Linked DNA regions of Mus musculus: region 2 is linked to region 1. A link is a loop called in an ENCODE intact Hi-C map of the cell type or tissue named here. Cell type or tissue: heart. All regions are shown on one strand. Each heading gives the region's core, and the rest is flanking DNA. Links, peaks and the distances in the headings are about the cores only.

The links. A loop is a pair of places that touch in the nucleus more often than their neighbours do. Peaks named below come from ENCODE experiments on the same cell type or tissue, not always from the same donor. Only the 100,000 strongest peaks of a DNase experiment are listed, where the experiment ranks them.
Region 2: a loop joins it to region 1, with 3 times the contacts of the local background. A loop is called at or near these places in 3 of 42 quality-filtered maps.

Annotation. Positions count from the first base shown.
Region 1 is chr9:116,422,617-116,430,588 of GRCm38, forward strand. No RefSeq gene overlaps it. Among named protein-coding and RNA genes, the nearest start is that of Gm31559, 34 kb to the left of the region's middle. In heart, for the core only: a CTCF peak has its summit at 3,823 (motif pointing right); no DNase peak of the experiment used is centred there.
Region 2 is chr9:117,027,062-117,035,033 of GRCm38, forward strand. All of the region lies in intron 3 of Rbms3 (RNA binding motif, single stranded interacting protein), which reads right to left. Among named protein-coding and RNA genes, the nearest start is that of Gm39452, 160 kb to the right of the region's middle. In heart, for the core only: CTCF peaks have their summits at 2,977 (motif pointing left) and 4,036; DNase peaks (open chromatin) are centred at 3,110 and 3,950; H3K27ac peaks cover 691 bases.

The sequences.
Region 1 (7,972 bases), core at 1,182-6,181:
AGTTTCTCCTTGTAATTTTGTCAGCTATTCTCAGCCGAGGTTTAAAAGTTTGGTCACTAGTTTTGTGAAAATCTAATATTTTAGGTTTTCTCTATTAGTTGGTTCTGTTTTCATTATGATTTTACTGTGTGTGTGTGTGTGTCCTTTAATTAGTTATTTGAGAATTTCATACATGCATACAATGTACTTTGAACATATTCACTTCCTACAAGTTGAGTGTTTGCATTTAAGCATTATATACTTTAATATATGTTCTTATAAAAAATGATTAAATTGAATGTTTAATGGGATTACTAACTGGCTCCTTTTAATTTCCAACCAAGAATCCATATCTCTTGGAGTTCATCCTAGGTTTTATGGATAGGAAGGAATTTATAGGGTAAAAGGAATTATTAGGAAGTTGTAGAAATAAAGGTTGACAGAAGTTTTGAGATATCCCAAATCGGAGGAGTCGCAGCAAAGCCATCTGCAGGTGCCTGCATAACCTGTGACACCAACCTGAGAAACTCCTTGTAGGGCGTTGGAGGGGACATGCAGCCCTGCCACCAGAAGACAATAGCCTTTCGTTTCCACCTGGAGTTAAAGGTCACGGAAGTGCCTCTAACGGGAAGAGTCTAATTAGATCACGCCGACAAGAAATAGTTTCCAGTGTTTATGCCTTGGCGGGATGTGGGAAAGCTCAGAAGAGAGTTACGGCTTTTAGGAATCAATGAACGGCACCCCTCTCCCAGGCCCAAGCTCCGCATGCAAGCACTGTGGGCATTCCCTGAGAGTAGATCCACCTGCCCATCATTTTAGGAGCTCATCCACTCATCCGTCCGTACACTTGCTCATTCTGCAAACACTGCATTACCATCCCATGCTTGCAGAATACTAGCATATGCAAAGTGTCAGGCCCTGTCGTCAAGTGCAGAAACACAACAAAAGGAGCCTGCGAGGCTCAGCGTGTAAGGGAGCTTGCAGAGCAGTCTGGGGGCCTGGATTCCATCCCTGGAGCTCACCCAGAAGAAGGAAACAACCAACCAGCAATTGCCTTCGGATCTCCACATGCGTGTCTCCTCACCAGATAAATACAATTTAAAACACTCCATAATTTAAGATGGTAAAGACGTATACAGCTGTTATATATTTAAGTAAACACTAAGATGTTGAGTCATTGGGATAACGTAGTTCTATAATCCCAGCCCTTGGAAGATGGAAGCAGGAGGATCAGGAGTTCAAGGCCACCCTCAGTTATATAGTGAGCCCAGGGCCTGCCTGGGCTACTTGAGACCATGTGTTAATAAAATAAAATAATTACGTGGAAAGAAACCTAAAGTATCACATATTCCATACAGCATTTCATTGCTGATTCTGTTCCTCTCCAGTCGAAGTTGCTGCACTGCAGTGGGATTTAGCCTTTGTAGAACACACAGCACACATCTCTGTTCGCAAGCATTTTAGACCTTGATTGACGGGACCGTGGGAATCATTTTGTGGCTAATTTTTGCATCTCTAGTCTTTAGCACAGTGACAGTTTCTTGTTTAATTTTCAGTGACTATTCTAGAACAACGCATGATAATTAAAGCCCTTAGCAGGATCTATCAGAGATTTTTACGTTAGAGAGCCCATGATCTATTGAGGAAGATTCATCAGCCAGTGGTATAACACAATGAATTTCATGGTATAATATGTACAGGCGATAACAAGGGGCAATCACATCCTGTAGGCTAGCTCTGGGGAAGGCTCCTGAGGAGCAGAGATAGCGGGAATGCACCTTGAAGGGTCAAGGAGAATTTACCCAGAGATGGGAGTGGAGGACACAGCCAGCTGCAGAAACAGACTTTAAATATAGACAGAGCGCTCAAAGACAACCAGTGCGTGTCAGAGAGCGCCTAGCCCTGGAGTGGTGGAGCCAGAGCCAGAAGAGAAACCTGGGCAGGAAATCTGAGCCAAACTGGAAAGTTTGATATGCTGTGCTAAGAAGGTTGAGTTTTGTTCCTTCTTGGTGGCTTTAAGCAGAGAAATGACAGGATCTGTATTTCTAAAATGCCAGTGGCCGTATACAAAACTGGATTCTCAAGGAAGCAAGTGAGTAGGGGCCACTTGCAAATGCAATGTGCTGAGATAATGGGGAAGTGAGGGGGGGGGTTGTGCTGAAGGAGAGGGAGGGAGGGAGGGATGGAGGGAAGGAGGCAGGGAGGGAGGGAAGGGAGGGAGGGAGGACCACACATCCCTGAGGAACCTTCTAGGTAGGCACAGATAGAATGGGGAGGCAGACTGGAGAGTCTCTGTACACTCACAGTATCAACTCCTTCTTGCAGTTTGGAGTTTGTTTAATTGTTTGTATAATCCAAGGTGGCCTTGAATGTTCATTTATCATTTTTTAAAGGAGAAGCATATGTCTGTCTTTGAATTTGGGACTCTCATTAATCAGTGGAACCATCCCTGCGCGTTCCCTGACTTCTGTCTATGGTCTTTATGGGCGCTCAGACCCCTGCGCTCTCATCACTGAGGAGAACGGCCATTGACTGTCTTCTCAGAGCTCATCTGAATTAACTTTATATCCCTTTGTAAAGGATGAGGCCAGGGTAGAGAAGCAGCCGAGAGGCGGCCTGAGAGGCAGGTCCTCATTGGCTCCTTGTTCTTCCAAGTGAGCAATTTGCCTCTTTAGAGACTCCCAGGCATGAGTCAGAGCTCTTCCCGAATCACAGTTCTCAAGAGAATGTTTCCACATGACCAAAACACAAAACAAACAAAAAGCAAAACAACAAAAGCAACAACAACAACAACAAAAACCTAGAAACAAAAAAGCAAAACCAAAACCTAAAAAATCCAAACCCGAAACAAGAAGCTCAGCAGAGGAGAAACGAACAAACTTCTGTGACAGGAGAGGAAGGGCCAGCAAAACTGTGGTCTTTGACAGCATTTGTGAGCATAGGTCACACAGCGCCACATAAAGCTAGACATAGATGTGTCTGGGAAGAGAGAATCTCGACTGGGGAATTTCTTCCATCACGTGAGTCTGTCTACAGCGCCTTTTATCACTTAGTACTTGTGGTGGCACACGCCTTTAATCCCAGCACTTGGGAGGCAGAGGCAGGCGGATTTCTGAGTTCAAGGTCAGCCTGGTCTACAAAGTGAGTTCCAGGACAGCCAGAGCTACACAGAGAAACTCTGTCTCGAAAATCAAAAACAAAAACAAAACAAAACAACAACAACAAAATCACTTAGTACTTGATGCAAGCGGTCCCAGCTGAGCGTGGGTACAGGACTCCTAGGCAGGTAGACCTGGCCTGTATAAGAAAGATAGCTAAGCATAGGGGAGGCCTGCCAGGGAGCGCTCCTCCATGGTCTCTGCTTCAGTTCCTGCCTCTAGCTCCTGCCTTGACTTCCCTCAGTGACAGACAAAGACTGAAAGCAGAAGATGAAATAAACCATTTCATCCCCAGATTGTTTCCGGTCCCGGTGTTTTTGACAACAGCAGAAAAGCCAGCAAGGACAGCATCAGAACAACTGCTTAAAAATCAACAGAAACGGATCCTTACTTTCATCTCTACTTCTAAAATGCTATAAATTGAAATATGTAAACTTTAAATGTTTAAATAGCCCCGGTAAGATCACCCTATCATTTAAGTAGACAACTGTTGCTTCTTGCCCAACTAGAATTAAGAAGCTCCAAAAATTTCAGAGAGGCAAGAGTCTCTTTCTCCGGTACAAGAAAGAGACATTTAACTGTGGCCTTCCAGCATCTTCCCACTTTGGCTGCTTCTTTGGAAATAAAAATTTTATTCCCCTGATAATTTTGTGCCGAGTGGTGATTGTCAAGACATCGGCCAACAGGTGGCGCTGCAGGTCCGTGTCAACGTAATTACGAGGCGCCTCTGGTTTTGTATAGAAACAGAAAATCCACCTGTCCTCCACAGGAAATCACAGGGTCTCCTGGAATAGCCTAAAAGGCTTCCAATAAATATAAACCCCAAGGATTTATAGCACTTCTTACTGCTTGCCCAGAGTCCTGTGCTAGAGAAAGGACTACCCGAAAAGTTTGACACTTACAGCTGTTTAAATATATAGGAAAGGGGCAACGCGTAGAACTAAAAGTCAACGTTCCAGCCTGGGATTATATAGCATGATTTACAGATGTCGTGATGAAAACCAGGAAGGATGTTACAGACGTTGCAACCATTTGAGTCTCACTGTTCACCGGCCAGATCTGCAGTGCTGAGCTTGAACTTGCTACCCAGCCCAGAATAACCGTATATGCCCGATCCTCCAGACCCCAGTTCCCAAGTGCTAGGATTAAAGGCATGCAACACCGTGCCGGGTTCTAAGTGGTTCTGGAGCTCAAATCCAGGGCTTCTGATATGTTAAGCAAGTATTGTATCTGGTGAGCCACTTCACCAGCCTGCAGAACTGCGGTTCGTAATCAGAGACGAACGGTCCTATTTGATAGTATTCTTAACTATAGTTGAACGCAAGCAAGCTGCCGTTGTTGTAAAAGGAGAAACCAAGATCCAGCAATGGGCAATGCCAAGACTGTTGAGTAGTAGGTCCTAAATCCTAGAGGTCTGGCTCAAACTTAGCTCAGAGATCTGCTTGTCTATGCCTCGTCAGCCCTGGGATTATGAGCGAGTGCCACCATGAACAGCCATTTTTATGTGGGGTGTGAAGATTGAACTCGGGTCCTCCTGCTTGCAAGGCAAATGCTTTCCTGACAGAGCTATCATCTCTCCCGCTGGAGAAACACCTTCTTCCGACACACCCTTTACTTCCTGGACAAGTCACACTACAGAGAACTCCTCTAGAGTTTCTTTGTTCAAGAACAGCCTTTGAAGAGGCGGCTGTTTAAGGCTTCAGCCCACAGAAGAACGGAGGGATAGGCTGAGCTGTAGTGGGGGAAGGGAGGCCAATGCTGTTTCTTCCTGTTGGTCACAGAGGAGGGAGCAGTTTTACACATTCCTGTGGCCCTGACTTCTGAAAGGACTTCTTCAGAGACTGCAACTTGTCCAGATGCACAAAGACCATCTTCACTTGGTCTGGTTTCTAAATTGCTCTTGGTGGGAATGTCTTCCGCAGCTGCTCGAGAAGGCTGAGCCAGCTGAAGACCAGGAGGGAGTGGCTCTTCAGTCATTATCTTCCTTCCAGAAAAAGCGATTTAGGGAATCCTTTAACAATAGAAAACTGGGCAGTTGTGCACAATTCAGTGCTTGGAGGGAGAGGCACAAGTTCAAGGTCACCACTGGCTGCACACAGTTCATAAAATCTACTCCTACCCCAAATCCCCCCAAAAAGGAGAAAAGAGAAATTGAATGCTCTAATAGAGAATTTATTATCTGCTAAACTTTAATCAATAATAGCTAATGCGTTAAATCATCGATTTTTTTTTCAATTTCTTACTACAATCTGGATGACCGGACTGGGTTTGTTTGCTTGTGAGAGGTGTTGGAGAGCTGAAATCCATCCTTGCACACAGTAGGGCAAGTCCTTGCTGAGCTACACCTCTGACCTCTCCAGAGTTTGAAGTTTGTTTTCTGCTGATAAACTCTGAGATTCATACTGGTGAAATTAGTTGTCCAAGGTCACAACTTATAAGGAGCCAGCACATCCCTGCAAGTGACTCAGACCACTGCAGATGGTAGGACCAAGTCCCATCCTCAAATTTGTCTGATTCCTTGCTAGGGTCTTATTTTTGGTGGTATTTGTGTTGGTGTCAGTGTATATGTGTGCCTATGTGTGTGCACATGCCTCGGTGGGGGGTAGGGTGGGAGGATGGAGGGCCTGAGACTGTAGAAGGAGATGATATTTTAAAGTGCTAAGCTCGGGTGTCTTACACTAAAGCCTGGCCCCTTTCGATGGATCATCTTGTTAATGTATTCCCTTTTGGGTAAATCTACTGTGATTTGATGGGGAACTGCATCACATGTTAAATAAAAAGCCTACAGTGTGTAGCCTCATTATGGCAACACAAAGCCTCCTTTCAAAATCAGACATCTGGGCCTCTGCAACCCGAGAGGAGAGTCTGTCCAGCTTCAAAGATGGGGGAGCCTGGCAAGGCAGACGCTTGCAATATGATCCCCTACTTTTGCTGCCCCTCAGAGAATCTCTCCCTTTGTTCCTGAATGGAGGAGTGAAAAATCAGAGCAGTCTCACTTCCCTTTGCCCTGGTTCTGTGCACTCCGGGAAAGTATCGCACAGGTGTGTATTGTAAATGTTTATATTGCCTACGAGGAGAACGGAGACAGCTTTCCAACTAAGATGGGAGTTTGCACTGGGTGATTCAGTTTCATGGTTTTTCCCTGCCTCTTTCCCAGGGAGTACCAGGCAAGAATGTGAACGACGATGTGTCACAGAAAGCCTGCATCCATATCCTAAGAGTTCGAGTGCTGAGTTTTCTCCTGTGGTCACTTGGTGAGCTGTGGGGATGGCTAGCCTTGGCTCAAGGGTGGAGGGTGCCAGGCTATTTGTAGCATCCAGTCTCAGCTTCAAGTTTGGGCAGATTTGGGCAAATAGTATAGAAATGTCTGAATTTAAAACAAAACAAAAGAAAAAAAGAGACAGGAATGACAAACTGTGTGTCTGTCATCAGTCTGTCCGCTTGAAGGCTCAGCTCTGCCATAAGTCGTATGCCTCTGGCGCCATTAGCTGATTGGCCTGCTGGTTCAATGATGTCAGTAGTCCAGGGCTGGTCAGAAATTGAACAGAGGTGAGGGTGATGTCAGAAGCAGGCTCCTTATATCTTTTCTGTCTTTGGTTGCTGCTGAGCTAAAGAAAACGCCCAGCTCTCTGGCAAGCAGAACTTCTAGCCCTCCCCTGACTCAACTGCCCCTTTCTCTCCTACTCCATGCAATAGGAAAACCATCCATTTTCAGCTGTTCCGAGCTTGGGCAGTTAGGGGACCCCACAATAGGAAAAAGAATGTGTCTAATAGGCCAAGTACACACAACCAAAGTCCTGCCACTGCCACCTGGTGCTGGTGGTGGCACTGGCGAGTTCAGAACCCCCTATTTAGTGAGGAGAAGGCCAAACATTTCTCCCCATGTGTTTAATTTCCTTTCTGTATATGGCCATCTAGATAAATTCTGGATCCCAAGATGGGAGTTTCAAAGAGATACTGTGTGTGTCAATGATGTGAAAGCAGAAACGGAGCTGTCTGGAAGAAGAAACAGACGAGTATACACAAGGGAGGAGAGAGGAGGGCCATTAGAAGGAATGCAAGGTAGACATGCTCAAAGTATGTTATATACAGGTATGGAAATGGTCTTATTTTACCCAGTTAAATAAAGCAAACAGTTTTCAAAAGACGGGAGGTTATCACCGTGACATAGGGTATCCAGCTCTCTTGTTTCACTTCTGTAGTGTGCTGAGCTGAGCATCAAAGCCTGACATCATGGATACCAGGCGAGCATCTTATTGCTTTCTGAGCTACATCCCTACTGTGCATCCCCGTTTTAGAGTCTTCTAAGGTGCTGAATGAAGAAAGCATGTTATCTGCTTTCTGCATTAATCCTTGAGCTACCTCCCATCTCATATTTTATGGGGAGGAGGCTGACTTACAGGACAGCCAGTGATTTTTATACCCCCCTCCCGAGGACAGTAAGCAACACAGCCACATAGTCATTCCCTTACTCCATGAGAAATAACATGTAGGGTGGGGGGGAGTCTTCTGCTCCCTCCTCGAGGCCTGAGGCCTTCCATACAACTCTCTTAGCTTTGTCCCCAAACCTGAGAATAACTACGTGACTGGTCAGTGCTCTGGGATAGTGAGTAAACCAAAATTGAAACGGCCAGTGAGCTCTGTGCTCTAAAATCCCACCCAAACCATCAGCACATAGACCCAGGAGCAGCTTGGTTCTGTTCCTGTCTGACTCCCATTGAGGTGTGTGAGGTGGGGAGATGGCTAAACACCCTGAAGATTCTCCCAGGAGCCTTGCCCACTAAGCTTCTCTTATGTGGTGTAGATGCTAATGGGTGAAGATGCTTAGCTTTTCC
Region 2 (7,972 bases), core at 1,458-6,457, 600 kb after region 1:
AGAAACCCCCTATCCCATTCCCCCTCCTCCTGCTTCTATGAGGGTGTTCTTCCACCCATCCACCCACTCCCACCTCTCCACCCTTGATTCCCCTACACTGGGGGAATCAAAGGATCGAGGACCTCTCCTCCCATTGATGCCTGCCAAGGCCATCCTCTGCTACACATGCAGCCGGAGCCATGTGTACTCCTTGGTTGGTGGCTTAGTCCCTGGGAGCTCTGGGAGGTCTGGTTGGTTGATATTGTTGTTCTTCCTATGTGGTTACAAGCCCCTTCAGCTCCTTCAGTCCTTTCTCTAACTCCTCCATTGGGGACCCCTGCACTAAGTGCAATGGTTGGCTGGGAGCAACCACCTCTGTATTTGTAAGGCTCTGGCAGGGCCTCTCAGGAGACAGCTATATCAGGCTCCTTTCAGCAAGCACCTCTTAGCATCAACAGTAGTATCAGAGTTTGGTGACTGTATCCAGAATGAATCCCCAGGTGGGACAGTCTCTGGATGGCCTTTCCTTCAGACTCTGCTCTGCACTTTGTCTCCATATTTGCTCCTGTGCGTATGTTGTTCTCCTTTCTAAGAAGGACCTTAGCACACACTTTGGTCTTCCTTCTTCTTGAGCTTCATGTGGTCTATGAATTGTATTTTATAATTCCACACTATTATCTCGACCTCAAGTCTGTCTTCTGCCCCAATCTGTTAGGTCTTACTGCTCTGTTTTGTATGCGTGTTAAAGTCCAGATGTGTGTTATCACTGACAAGGACACTTTAAGAGGTGTGTCCTATTGGAAGGGTGTTAGGCCATTGGGGTCATGCTTTCAAAGAGATGTCGGTGCTCTTTCTTTCTTTTTTTTTTTTTTTCTTTGTCTTTTTATTTTTCTTGTGTTTTTGTTGTCTTAGCTTCCTGGAAGTCATGAAGCAAGCAGCTTTGTTTCCACAAATGTCCCTACCAACATGGTCCATGCCAGCCAAAATGTCCCCCCAAAAAACACCCCTCCCCCCACGTCTCTTAATCAGATACATGGGTTTGGTTTGCCCAATGTTCTTCAGCTCTTGAACTTCAGGCTTCTTGATACAGGTACTGAAGTTTTCATGGTACTGCCCCAGACCCATCAAACTAAATATGCCATGTATCAAATATATTATTATATCTGTATGTTTTGGTGGCTCATTCCCGCTCTACCTCAGTTATAACCATGACATCAGGATCCACCCACTACAACTTTCTGGATCTCTGCCCTAGTCAGCCTTTCTCAGCTCACTTCTTTCTATGTCATACTATTTTCTGCCATAACATATGTCCGCACAACAGGCATCATACCACTGATCTCCTTTCCATGTCTCTTGTGTTCTTCTATAGGTCACTGGAATGTCTCCTCTGCCTTCCACCATCCTATTTCATTAAGTGTTGTCAGCCTGCCCACCTATCACACTGTAAAGTGCAGTATCATTTCAGGACAATAAACAGAGGTTCTGGTTACCCTGGCATTAACGGTGTATCAGTAGAAAGTTCTTGAACAAAGACATACTCAGCTGTATTTGCCTTTTGTGCTTCAGCCTCTAGGTTCTTCCAGCAGAGAATACAAATGTGATACTAAAAACACAGCAGCTCTCTGTTACCAAGGAAGAAGCACAAAGATAAAAAGGTAGCAAGAAGTGAGGTCCACGATACCAGGGACAGAGCTCCCCTATCAGGTCTGGGCTGCTTCCACTCTGTAGACGATAGCCCAAGCCACCTTTTGGTGACCACGTGGATTACCAGCCAACATATTTAGTAGGAAGGCCACATCCTCTTAGCCTGTCTCTTCATGATGCTTTCATCTGCCTTGGACAATCCGATTCTCTTCCCCAAACTGACTCCAAAATTCAGCTTCAGAGATGTTATTTTGTTCATGCACAAAAGTCCACACTGTCTGGCCACAAGATCTTTGTTTTGGCTTTTGTGCAAACCATTCCATAACAAGGTTCCAGCTTGTGCTGCGGGTTGCATGGCTAATGGCTCCATCCATGCAGGTATGGGACATTTAAGCCATCGGAAAATGCTGTGCACTTCTGCAGTTGCCTGGCTGTGCCAAGATCTTTACTTTTCTGCATACATTTTTTTTCTTGTCATCTCTACTTGATAAATATCCTCCACTCATCCTTCAGAGTCAAGCTCAAATGCTGCCTCCTCCCCCTCCTCCCTGTGGCTTCTTCTGTGCCTTTGCCAAGCTTAGAGGTGATTTAGACACATCGTCTTTTTTGTCTGAGAGCACCTTGCTTGTGCACAGTGGCATAAGAGTTAAGACTGTTATGGCCCCGTGGGTTGGAGGCCACACAACTTTGATCATAGCACCTTGACTGCCTCATCTGTGAAAATCTGGAGGATGTAAGGAGTTGGAATATGTGTTGTTAGAAGGGAAACACATATCCCTCTTAAGTACTTACTGGCCATTACATCACCATTAACTGTCATGCTCAGACAACCCTCTAGGCTATAAGTGACTGTCCATCTCTTTATCATCTAGTACTCGGGCAGTATAGCTTATCACTAACATCAGGAAATGCATGTCAAAAGTGTGACAGATACTAGGCCATATCAAATTTAAATTGCGTATCTAAGAAGGATGAATCCCACTCGTTGTTGAGTGCTTGGCCACTAGACTCCATTTTAAATGCATGTCTCATGTTACCAACACTCATCAAATCTACCTAACTTTTAGAAAAAAAAAAAAAACCATTGAGGAGAGGAAGGGCAAACCCCACCAGGCTGGTACCGAATGACACAAAACATGCCAAGACATCTGACTGGTGTAACTTCCCAAGAAGTCGTGAAGAGAAAGAAGAGTGTGTGTGCAGTTTTGGTTTTGTTGTGGTTGCTTTGTTTTCTTGTTTGTTTGTTTGTTTTACAGAAAAGTACTATGCCCTCACACCCTCAACATGGCTTTTAGCTCACAAAGCCATCTTCTGCTGCCTTGAATGTTCAATGCCCCCTGCAGGTTTGCATGTGAAAGCTTCTCCCTAAGATGCTGGTACTATTTAGGCACTGCTTGGTGAAGTCTTCAGGAAGTGAAACCAGGTTGGGAGAAATGAGTCAATGGAGATGGACCTTAGCTATTTTCCAGTTTGCACTGCTTCTAGATCTGCCCAGATGTGAGACAGCTGCCTCAGCCCTGCCATCACAGTGGAGGACAGCGTGAGCCACAATACCTTCTCTGCCAAGAAGATAAATGTATTGTCAATCTGCAAGGCAAAATGAATGAATCCTCCCCTTCCCTCCCTGCTCTCCCTTCTTCTCCCCTCTTCCCAGCTCTACCCACTTTCTTTCCAGCGCTTCTTGTTAGTTTTTGGTTACAAAGTTAACACCCCCTGAGCTTGTTTAAACTGAAGCTCTTGGCTAGGGCTAAAGCTAAAGGCCTAGAGTGTTCTACACAGAGCTGAACACCATTTCTACAGCATATATGACAGTGTCAACAGTAGTTATGGGCATTCAATTTTGAGATGACATCCAGCATTTTATGGCCACTGGGAATGTAGAAAAAGCCAGGCCAGGAAGAAAATACAGAATGAAATGAGGGACAGCAGGGAAAAGTGCATTTTATAAGATCACTTCAGTGATATTTTATTCAAACTGAAGGCAACAGAAATTCTTAAAATATATAGTATCTCTCAAAGAGAAGTTCCCTGGTCACATGCTTTTTCACACACCCCTCCCAAAAGAGACTGGAAAAACAAAAACAAAATGGAAAAAAAAAAATCACAGAAGTTACGAAAGAAGAGAAAAAAAAATCTTGGTAGGGTAACAGCTAGTCACCCTTGGGGCTGGGGAAGGGAGATGAAAATAAAGCATGGCTGGAAATCATGGCTTTGTCAAAAGACAGGTTTTTGAAACTAGAAACAATTTGTACAATGTTTCTTCTGACCAGACCGTTTCCTCCACTGCGATCCCATAAAGTCTGGGCGGGAGCCAGTTGGCAAGGTTCCTCACAGCTGTCCAGATAAGGGTCACAGAGGCGGAAACTAGAAAGCTTTAAACGCTGGGATCATTTCCTTGCTTCTCAGCATTTTGAAGGCAGGGGGCCTTTTGGTCACTGATATCTGCGTTTGCTCCTTGCAGCCCAGCTTGGGAAAATAACAAGATCAGTTCCTTGAAAGGCTTTCCAATCAGAGAAGTTCAGGGTCCCACTCTAAGCATTTAAGTGCAATAAACGGCTTCTCCTGGGCCAGAGGGTTCTAGAAAGACTAACACCATTTTTAAAGGTTCAGACGATGCTGTAACGAGTTACATAAAAACCCTCGACCAGTGTAAATGTCAGTGGGGAAGGGATGTGTTCAGGAGAGAGACCTGCGTAATCAATTCTTTGGAACTGCAGCTAAGGAGTCTTACTGGAAATAACAGAGCCGGTTTATGACACACAGCGCCAACGTGTAATAGCTATTTACATCTCGGGAGGGAGCCTGGCTGCTCTGGACCAGTTACCTGGATGAGCTAAGGGTAGAAAAGCACTCTTTCCAAATATATCCTCCAGCCGTGGGCCGCTGGAAGGCTTGCTAGGGTATGAAGAGCAGATAGACTGTTGGAAGACCATTTGTTTGGATGGATGCATTTTAAATATCAAAGGTGCACGAGGGTATGTACAGTCTCATGCCCCTGCCACCAAACCAGGAATATTATATAACCTTTGCCCTAAGACTGATCTACCAGGAGCAGCTCAACCACCATTGATCTTTTGGGTCATTTGGCTTATTTTTCTTGAAGAGTCCTTGGTGTTAAATTTCCAGTCTTTTGTGTCTGTTTCCTGGTGGGAAAGGAAATCATGAGTGGGATGGACTGACCAGCAACTGGAAACTGTATAAATGGAATTACAGGCACAGCCTGATGTCAGACCTGGAAGTCTGAAGTCTACGTAAGTTGTTTCTTCCAGGAATGTTCATGGACAGTCTTAGTCTGCAATTATGAAACTCAAAGTGTCTAACACTCTTTGTGGACTCTACATAATAATTTGACTCAAATTGTCATGTCAGGTGGCTCAGGATCCACTTGCTGGATTCACTGCAGACTGTAGCCGAGGAATAAACTGCAATTTTAACTTCTTTCCAAAGTCTCAAATTCAAAACTTAGAGACAGTGACATTTATTTGCTTACCAGCAAAACATACGCGCTGGCTCCCAGTCTTTCATGTGCTAACTAATCCTAATTATGTGCTCAGAGATAAGGCAAGGTTTGCACGGGTTGACTTTCCCAATTTATTGACTTTGTCTACTTTGTTGTTGTTAGCTGAGATTCAGACTTTAGGACATTAAAATTGGTAGTTAAGAGTCAGTAAAGGAGAGGGGCTTCCACTGAAAGTGTCAAAAATAACGAGAAAGGGAGAAAATATTAGTACCACAAGAAACGCAATCACATGCAAATTTAAAGCATACATCATCAGGAAAGTTTGCCATTCACTTTCCAACTTCTGCTTCCAAACTACAGAGCCCGGTACCAGCAGAGAGACCCGAAATCCCTTAGACTGCAAGAGCAGTTACACTTCTGTTCTTCCAAACTGGACCTTCAGCTTTAAAGTCCTAACGTCAACCCCCCATTTTGTTACTCTTCTTCTCAATGTGGCCACCAGTATCATATCATATAAATATAGGGTTTGTTTGTTCTTTTCTTTTCATTCTTTGTCAATTCAACAGGAGCTGAAGTTACCTGAGAAGAGGAAACTCGGTTAAGAAAATGGCCTGTAGACAAGTCTGTGGAGGCATGCTCTTAATGAATGACTAATGTGGAAGGGTCCAGCCCACAGTGGGCAGTGTCACCTCTGGGAAGGTGGTCCTGGGTTGTATAGAGAGCTGAGCAAGCAGTGTGGAGTAAACCAGCATACAGCACTCCTCCATGGCCTCTGCATCAGCTCTTGTCTCCCCATTCCTGCCTTGGGTTCCCACCCTGACTTCTCTGGATGATGGACTACAGGCTGGAAGATGAGGTAAGCCTCTCCAAGATGCTTTGGTGATGTGTTTTAATCACAGCAACAGAAACCCTAACTAAGACAGTGGTCCAGGAGCAGTACTCCTCCTCCTCCTCCTCCTCCTCCTCCTCCTCCTCCTCCTCCTCCTCCTCCTCCCTCCTTCCTCTTCCTCCTCCTCCCTCCTTCCTCCTCTTCTTCCTCTTCCTCCTCCTCCTTCCTCCTTCCTCCTCCTCCCTCCTTTCCCCTCTTCCTCCTCCTCCTTTCCTCTTCCTCCTCCTTTTCCTCTTCCTCCTCCTCCTCCTTTTCTTTTTCCTCTTTTTCTTCTGATTTAAGTATCTAACTTAGTTCTCTTTCATAACCTACATCAGAAATCAGCACAGTCATGGGCTCAATACCAGGCTCAGGCAAACCAAGCATTGTGACACACAGACATTGACTATTAAAGAAGAGTAAAAGCTGTTATGTGTATATAGTTCATACTAGATATAACACAAAGCATGCAAAAGCTTGTTTTATGATCTCTTTGGTCATGTGCCTTACTGCGGTCACTATAAAATTTTAAAACTGACCTTATTTGAGAAAGTTATTTTAGACACTGACTTCTTATTTCAATCATTTCATTCCTCTGTTTTTATTAAAGGACCAGCCTCATTGCCATTTGCCAAAGAGAAGGTCATTGTTTTCCACAATGAAGTATATGTGAAACATTCTTAGTAGCTCCTAGAATATAGTGGGACCATAATACCTTGTGGGTTTTTTATTCAATATTTAAGGTTTCTTTATTCTCATTAATGGTATGCATATGTGGATATCTTTGTATGTGTGTGCACCATGTGCATGCAGTACCAACAAATGTCAGAAGTGGGCATTGCATCCCATGGAACCTGAGTCACAGGAGGTTTTAATCTGCTAATATGGGTGCTGCAAACATGTTGAGTTTTCCTAATTATCTAGATCATATTTGAATGATAGGGGCTTCAAAGAGGGACCAAGCAAGGTGAATGAACTCAGGGAGGAGCTAAGGTTGGTCAGGAATATACTGCGTTTAGGGGCTAAAATGACCGGCCTGCTGAGTGTCAAATGTAAGGAAGGGAGATCACTCTGGGTTGATGTCTTCGTGATGGCATCCAAAGTGACAATGAAGAAGCCAGGCATGAAGAAAAGGAGGGTAGAACAAGTCACAAACAGACATATAAGATGTAAGGAGCCACTGCTTAAGGAAGGTAGCATATGCACATTGTGCTCTGTGTCCATAAGTCCTTAACAAGGGCACAAGCTCACTACAGCTGTGCTGCAAGTGGCTACTGCTCCACCCCACTTTCCAACGGCAGCCACAGGCACACACGTGGGCATCGATGCTGCTCTATGCATGAACAGAGGATCTGAAAACCATGATGACATTTTATGTGTCAGACATGTGCTAAGCCCAAGAGATGAAGAACATGATGTTCTTCTCTAAAGACGTAGCCACTTCTCGCCTTTAATGAGTCCAGGGCCTCAGAGGACCATGGAAAAGAAACAAGACTGCGTGGTCCTAGTATCCTAAATGGACATTTCGGTAGAGAGAATGAAGACCTATAAGCATTACAGAGGAAGGATATCAGTGATAGTAAGTAGCAAAACCCAAAGCAATCTCAAGCTGAGTCTCAAAGAGGCGTTGTCTGGATTAGGCCAGTTATGGCCAAGCCTGTGAGGGATTTTGTGAATTAGGTCATGTCAGGTAGGAAGACCCAGCCCTACATGTGGCTGGCACCATTTCTGGGACTGGGTCCTGAACTGAAAGAAGAGAAGATTGCAAGGTGATCAGTAGCAGTCAGATATTGGTCCATTGTTCTGTGCTCTCTGCAGGTGTGATGTGACCAGTTCTCCCCAGCTCCTGCCCATGTGACTCCCCTGCAATGGTGGGCTGAAAGCTGGAATACTGAGCTGGAACACACCTTTTCTCCCCTCTGCTGCTTTAGCCAGGGCATTTTACCATAGCAACAGGAAACGAAACTAGCACGGTGTCTAAGTCATTTGCTAGAGGAAGGAGAAGCCTTGCTGGATGT